2 separate regions of the Homo sapiens genome follow, and region 1 is linked to region 2. Evidence: chromatin contacts called from ENCODE Hi-C data. All regions are on one chromosome and are shown on one strand. Each heading gives the region's core, a stretch centred on a gene start or an enhancer-like site at or near the end of the contact. The rest is flanking DNA. Distances are from core to core; before and after follow the strand shown.

Region 1 (3,621 bases), core at 483-2,982, 910 kb after region 2:
CCTCCTGAGTAGCTGGGACCACAGGTCTAAGTCACCACACCTGTTGTTTTTTTGTTTGTTTGTTTGTTTTTGTTTTAAGTAGAAACGAGGTCTCACTATGCTGCCCAGGCTGTTCTCCTGACTTCAAGCGATCCTTCCGCTTTGGCTTCCCAAAGTGCTGGGATTACAGGCGTGGGCCATCGCCACCAGTCCATTCTGTGTCTTTTGAACTGTTTTTTTGTTTGTTTGTTTGTTTTTCGAGAAGGAATCTTGCTCTGTTGCCCAGGCTGGCGTGCATCTCTGGTGTGATCTCGGCTCACTGCAACCTCTGCTTCCCGGGATCAAAGGATTCTCCTGCCTCGGCCTCCCCAGTAGCTGGGATTACAGGTGCCCACCACCACGCCTGGCTAATTTTGTATTTTTAGTAGAGACGAGGTTTCTCCATGTTGGTCAGGCTGGTCTCCAACTCCTGACCTCGAGATCCTCCCCCCTCGGCTTCCCAAAGTGCTGGGATTATAGGTGTGAGCCACAGCGCCCGGCTTTTTTTTTTTTTTTTGAGACGGAGTTTCACTCTGTCACCCAGGCTGAAGTGCAGTGGCGCGATCTCAGCTCACTGCAACCTCCGCCCCCCCGGGTTCAAACGATTCTCCTGCCTCAGCCTCCTGAGTAGCTGGGATTACAGGCGCCCGCCACCACACGCAGCTAACTTTTGTATTTTTAGTAGAGACGGGGTTTCACCATGTTGGCCAGGCTGGTCTTGAATTCCTGACTTCAGGTGATCCACCCGCCTCAGCCCCCAAAGTGCTGGGAGTACAGGGGTGAGCCACCACGCCCAGCGAATTTAACTTTTGTCAGGAGCCGTATTACATTGACAATGGAGAGGAAGAAAACAGCACAGTATGATCAAGTTTAACTAGTGGGTAATTAGCTGTAAAAGAACTCTCGACTCTTGTTCAAAGAGGTTCAAGCTGCTGTGCTTGTGCGGCAAGGACAGTGTCCAAATGAAAAACTACAAATCAGTCATCTGTCCTTCATTTTCTCCATTCCCCCCACTCACTACACAGCTAAGAAAGCTCAAAGGTACCCTGCAGACACTCAAAACTTGAGGGCACGCAACTCTCAGTTACGAGTGGTGGCAATCATAATGACAGAATGAAGTACCAGTGCAAGAAACTGGAAGCGTGTGGATGTCTCCAGGCTGGAAGTCTGGGTTCGAAATGTCTGCAATGCCTCGCACTTGTGGCCCGTCCCTGATCTTCAGAAGCCACTGGTTTCTCCGCCAAACAAAGGGTATGCACCTCATGGGCTCAGGTCAAAAAAGTCTTCTAAACAACCCTCTAATGTTTATCTTTCACAGCCTGCCGGGCACACCCATCTTCAAAGGCAGAGGACGGAAAAGTGCCAAGATGGATGGACATATGGCTGTCGCCGCACTCCCGTGTCCAAGCGCCAAGGCCGAATGACCACTTAGGTCAGGAGATTTTTCCCCTCCAGGCTGCTGTTCCCGGGAGATGTCCCAACGTCTCTAGTCCAGCCCCTAACTCAGCACTCTACACATCCGACGCTTAACGAAAGCTATTCCAACTTTTTACCAGCCGTCTGCAGTTATTTTCACCAGTAGAGCCCGGATGAAAGAGGAGCCCGTAGTAACCACGGCAACCGAAAAACAAGGCGGAAAGGGTGGGGCCCTGGGCGGAAGGGGCGGGGCCCTCGGGCCTTTTCCCGGCGTCCATTTAGTGGCGGGAAAAGCGACCTTTTCTGAGCGCGTTTGCCTGTTGAGTGGTAGCCTTTCCCCTCAACCAGCAATGGAGGAGCAGCCCCAGATGCAAGACGCCGACGAGCCCGCGGACTCCGGAGGGGAAGGCCGGGCAGGCGGGCCACCGCAGGTCGCCGGCGCCCAGGCGGCGTGCAGCGAGGACCGCATGACCCTGCTCCTCAGGTTGTTCCCTTTGGCCTCCTCAGCCGGGGCCAAGTGGGCGTTGTGGCCCGGAACTCCGCCCTTGCTCAGAAGGGCTAGGGTTCGAATTCACGCTCGGTCACGTCAGGTCTCCGTGATTGCCTCATTCACTTAAACTGTTGAAGCTCTTTCTTCATCAGCGAAAAGGAGAGAAAAATGACCCCCTGGAGAGAGGTTACAAGGGTTAAATGAGATAGTCTAGGAAAGTGTTGAGCACAGTGCCCCGGGCCCTTAGAAGCTGTAATTTCTCCTCCTGTTTCCCCGCCCTCCCCCTACCTCTCTGGTTTACAGACAAATTGAATGCCAGAGCTAAACTGGAAGGAAGGTGCCCCTACCATTTCTTTTAGAACTACGACCCTTTGTAACCCAGAAGCTTTATATGTTATAAATTCTACTAAGCGGACGGTGTTTATACTTTTCCACTAAGCGGTTGCTGGGGAAGATTCGATGAGAAGGGACATTCGTCTTCTAAACTAGTGAGCAGGAGAAGGTCCTGGGCCAAATCTGCCTAACTGCCTATTTTTGTGTGACCACTCAAGCTAAGAATAGTTTTTATGTTTAAGTGTTGCAGGGAAAAGATCATAAAAATATTTCATAACACGTGAACTCTATTAGAAATTCAAGTTTCAGTTTCCATAAACAGTTTTATTGGAGTACAACTTTCCTGCCACAAGGGTGGAATTGAGTAGCTAAAACAGAGACCGTGTGACTCACAAACCCTAAAAAATTTACTATCAGGTCCTTTACAGAAAAAAATTTGCGGTCCTCTGTTCTATATCATAACAGAGGTAGTTTTAAAAAAATCATTATTGGCTGAGCGCGGTGGCTCACGCCTGTAATCCCAACACTTTGGGATGCCGAGGCAGACGGATCACCTTAAGTCAGGAGTTCAAGACCAGCCTGGCCAACCATGGCCAACATGGTGAAACCCCGTCTCTACTAAAAATACAAAAATTAGCTGGGCGTGGTGGCGGGCGCCTGTAATCCCAGCTACTCAGGAGGCTGAGGCAAGAGAATTGATTGAACCCGGGAGGCAGAGGTTGCAGTGAGCAGAAGATTGTGCCATTGCACTCCAGCCTGGGCAATAGAGCAAGACTCTTGACTCAAAAAAAAAAAATTAATTACCATTTTTTTCTTTCTTAAATGTTTTGAAAAATGAAAAGATGTCTATTTCTTTTTTATTGTTTTTTCCTCCTCACCCTTGCTGTCATCTTAAATTACCATTTGCTCATAGTTTTTCTACTTATGTATGATTTTTGGATTTATAGAACAACTGAAAAACTATATGAATTAGTAATCCAAGGATTAGTATCTTTGTTATTTTTCTGTATCTCCTGATAAAAATCTGTGTTTGTAAATACAGTGGTTTGGGGTTTAATCATTTTGGTCTATTCTTTGTATAGCATCCTCAGTTCAGTCTGGCCTATTAAAAATAATCTTAAGCGGCCGGGTGCGGTGGCTCACGCCTGTAATCCCAGCACTTTGGGAGGCCGAGGCGGGTGGATCACGAGGTCAGGAGATCAAGACCATCCTGGCTAACACGGTGAAACCCCATCTCTACTAAAAATACAAAAAATTAGCCGGGCATGGTGGCAGGCGCCTGTAGTCCCAGCTGCTTGGGAGCCTGAGGCAGGAGAATGGCGTGAACCCGGGAGGCGGAGCTTGTGGTGAGCCGAGATTGCGCC
Region 2 (3,510 bases), core at 665-3,164:
ATTAGGGAGAAACATTCTAAAAATGTTCAAATTATTTTCATGGATATTCTTGAGATTGGTTGCTAAAAGTCTGTAGTATCTTACTGTTGAATCCATCACTCTGTTGGTGACATTTACATGAATTCTGAGACATATCAACTCAAGTCTTAGGAAATCTGGGAATATGCATTTTTAAATTTTTCCTGTTGAGGTTTTAGGAAACATTTACTATATGACTAACCATTCCTAGTTAGAACCCTTTTCAGTCAGGGCAGAACCACCCTCAGAGGATGTTAGGAAATGTTTGGGTTCTGTATTCGTTTGCTCAGGCAGTTATAACAAGTTACCACAGACTGCGTGGCTTAAAACGCAGAAACTTGGCCAGGCACAGTGGCTCACACCTGTAATCCCAGCACTTTGGGAGGCTGAGGCGGGTGGATCACGAGGTCAGGAGTTTGAGACCAGCCTGACCAACATGATGAAACCCTGTCTCTACTAAAAATACAAAAATTAGCCAGGCGTGGTGGTACACACCTGTAATCCCACCTACTCAGGAGGCTGAGGCAGGAGAATCGCTTGAACCCGGGAGGTGAAGGTTGCAGTGAGCCGAGATCACACCAGAGATGCACTCCAGCCTTGGCTACAGAGTGAGACTCCATCTCAAAAAGCAGAAACTTACTTCTCGTGGTTCTGGAGGCTAGAAGTCCGAGAAAAAAGCATGTTTGGTTTCCCCTGAGGCTTCTGTCCTTGGCTTGTAGATGGTCACCTGCTCACTGCATCCTCACAGCGTTTCTCCTCTGTGCCTGTGCATCCCTAGTGTGTCTCTCTCTGTGTCCTCATTTCCCCTCCTAGAAGGATATCAGTTACATTGGATTAGAGTCCACTCTAATGGCCTCATTTTAACTTACATGCAGTCACTTTCTGAGGCATTAGGAGTTTGGGCTTAGAGGGGTGGGACAGAGGATGGGGTAGGTAACCACTGAAGATGCAGCCCAATTCAGCCCATAACAAAGGCATTATTTTTTGTTGCCCCAAAGTGTGGAGGTCTGCTACTGGCATCATGGGCAGGGGGTCAGGCATCCTAAGTGCTTGCAATATGTCAGAGAGACCTCCACAGGAAAAATTGTTCTACCCCAAATGCCCGGAGCAACCCCTACAAGAAGTACGGCTAACGAATACTTTGTGTCTTGTATTTATCCTCATATTGCTTCCTTATTTTTTTTTTTTTTTGTCACATGTGAGTCAAATTGTTCAGAAAATTAGCCCAACTGATGTATTCTATAAAATAAATGTCTGAAATATTTCTTAAATTGTTTCCTAGATACACCCTCCGTGGACTTGGAAATGATCGATGTGCACGTTTTGGCTGACGCTTTCAAACGCTATCTCCTGGACTTACCAAATCCTGTCATTCCAGCAGCCGTTTACAGTGAAATGATTTCTTTAGCTCCAGGTTTGTTTTTTCTCTTCTGGGAACCTCATTGAACATACATGGAGATGTAGAGGTGCTTGTATATGTCTTGCATATATAGAAATAGTGGTTAGAAAATAGTAGTAATAACCTGTCCCTCCCCCAACAATACCACCTCAAATTTCCTCCTCCACCCAAGCATCCAAGAGAAGACCCAGATTCTCATTTGCTTGGGAAGCCCGTCTGCATGTCAGAATCAGAAATGGCTCATTGTTAACCTATTGGTCTTAACAAAGTTTGTACGTCAATGAAGGACACGGTCTTCCAAGTACTAGTGTCAGATTCAAGGAACTGGGACTAGAATCCAGTGATGGGGGATGTTCTTGTCATCTTTCCTGAGTGGCCATAACAGAATGTGTTGAGGGAAGATGGCTCTCAGTTTTAGGAGATAAGGTTCAGTTAAGTGCTTTGGGGACAGGAAACTGGTTCGTAACCTTCAAAGTTAAAACCTGTGATACTTATCTGATGCTCCTCTGAGTTAGCCAATCACACTTGAAGCTGCTCAATACTGGGTAAGTTGCTGCCAGCACACCCTGAACAGCTTGTGGTTTCTTTACACACTGAGCTTTTTGCATTTCCATTTGACCTGAGATTTCTACTTTCTCATAATGCGTTTTCTAATGAGAAGGACAAATGTACTGTGTGCTTCTCCCAACAACTTTTTAAATGACTCCTATAGCTTGAAGAAAGAGCAGAACTTTTCTAGGTGTTTATTCACTGATACCTGGAAGTAGTCGCTTACTCATTTCTCTTTTTTTTTTTTTTTAAACTTGTAGAAGTACAAAGCTCCGAAGAATATATTCAGCTATTGAAGAAGCTTATTAGGTCGCCTAGCATACCTCATCAGTATTGGCTTACGCTTCAGTATTTGTTAAAACATTTCTTCAAGCTCTCTCAAACCTCCAGCAAAAATCTGTTGAATGCAAGAGTACTCTCTGAAATTTTCAGCCCTATGCTTTTCAGATTCTCAGCAGCCAGGTAAGTGAAAGGAGACAAACATGTATTTTGGGGTGATGAGGGTAGTCCTAAATGGATTGGTCATGAAAATGTATTCTGAATATACTACTCCAGAGATGCATGTGCAGATGCTATCACACACATTCACTTGAGTGTATATAAATGAAAATGAGTTTGCTTTTAGGGAAAAGGTTTCTAATAAACTCTCTTTCTTACAGCTCTGATAATACTGAAAACCTCATAAAAGTTATAGAAATTTTAATCTCAACTGAATGGAATGAACGACAGCCTGCACCAGGTAATGCTTTTTGAGCATTTAACATTCTCTCATTGTTCATTTTTTAGAGCCTTAAAAAATGATGGCTATAAACCTCCTTTGAAGTAACACAGCTTCTTATGGAATTACAGTTGGTAGTAATATGTTACCTTGTGATTTAAAGAAAAAATAGCTGAGTGGTAGTGTATATGTTAATTATTATCCGAGTTTCAACATTTGTGGATTTTAAATTATCTTGGTTTTAGGTGAGAGTTTGGAGAGTTCCCTGTACCCTTCAACATTTATGCTTCAGGTTGTTGAAGAGATTTATGGAGTTCATTTTAGTTGTTGACATTTTTGTTTTTCTTTCTAATACTTACAAAGTAGGGGATTTATAATTACTATATAATTTAAAGTATTTTAGAATGTGTTTTTTGGAAGTGGGTATGCTGAGAAATGCCTGTCAAAATAAACATTTTCAATAATGCAAGCAGTATGAAACCAGTGTTCCCTGCAGCAAGTTCGAGCAAGCCAGACACTTCTTTGAAAGCAGGCTGCTGTTCAGTTAGCCATTTAACAAAGCAGGAAATGTAGACCATGTTAGCAATGCATTTAATTTAAACTGATGTATTTTTCTTCTACCGTGGAAAGTCTAAACAACCTCATTTTGCTATATACCAGTTAAAAGTTAGCTAATCGACACTGGTCATTTAGAATAGTAATTAGGGTACTATACGTGTGAAGTTTCAGGACCAGTAAAAGGTGTTGCTTGTAGTCTTAATTTATGCCTGGAACTTAAAATGAAACTCCATGAATATATTTATTATAGGTAATATATGCAGATTAC

Evidence for each region. A loop is a pair of places that touch in the nucleus more often than their neighbours do. Pooled maps may share reads with other maps.
Region 1: a loop to region 2 is called in a pooled map, with 4 times the contacts of the local background. The contact joins the promoter of CENPH here to the enhancer-like site in region 2. A Hi-C loop is called at or near these places in 4 of 50 pooled maps.

Annotation. Positions count from the first base shown.
Region 1 is chr5:69,187,851-69,191,471 of GRCh38, forward strand. It overlaps CENPH (centromere protein H), which reads left to right and starts at 1,733. Exons shown (of 9, transcript NM_022909.4): 1 at 1,733-1,918. The coding sequence starts at 1,785. LOC112267932 (a long non-coding RNA gene) reads right to left here and starts at 1,627. Exons shown (of 2, transcript XR_002956215.2): 1 at 1,141-1,627. RefSeq lists enhancers at 1,345-1,584, 1,512-1,806 and a silencer at 1,665-1,784.
Region 2 is chr5:68,278,302-68,281,811 of GRCh38, forward strand. PIK3R1 (phosphoinositide-3-kinase regulatory subunit 1) reads left to right here. Exons shown (of 16, transcript NM_181523.3): 5 at 1,301-1,432; 6 at 2,227-2,428; 7 at 2,626-2,705. Among named protein-coding and RNA genes, the nearest start is that of PIK3R1, 64 kb to the left of the region's middle. Within about 2 kb of position 1,915, at least 3 of the 41 ENCODE cell types and tissues checked have a DNase peak (open chromatin) inside an H3K27ac peak, as active enhancers do.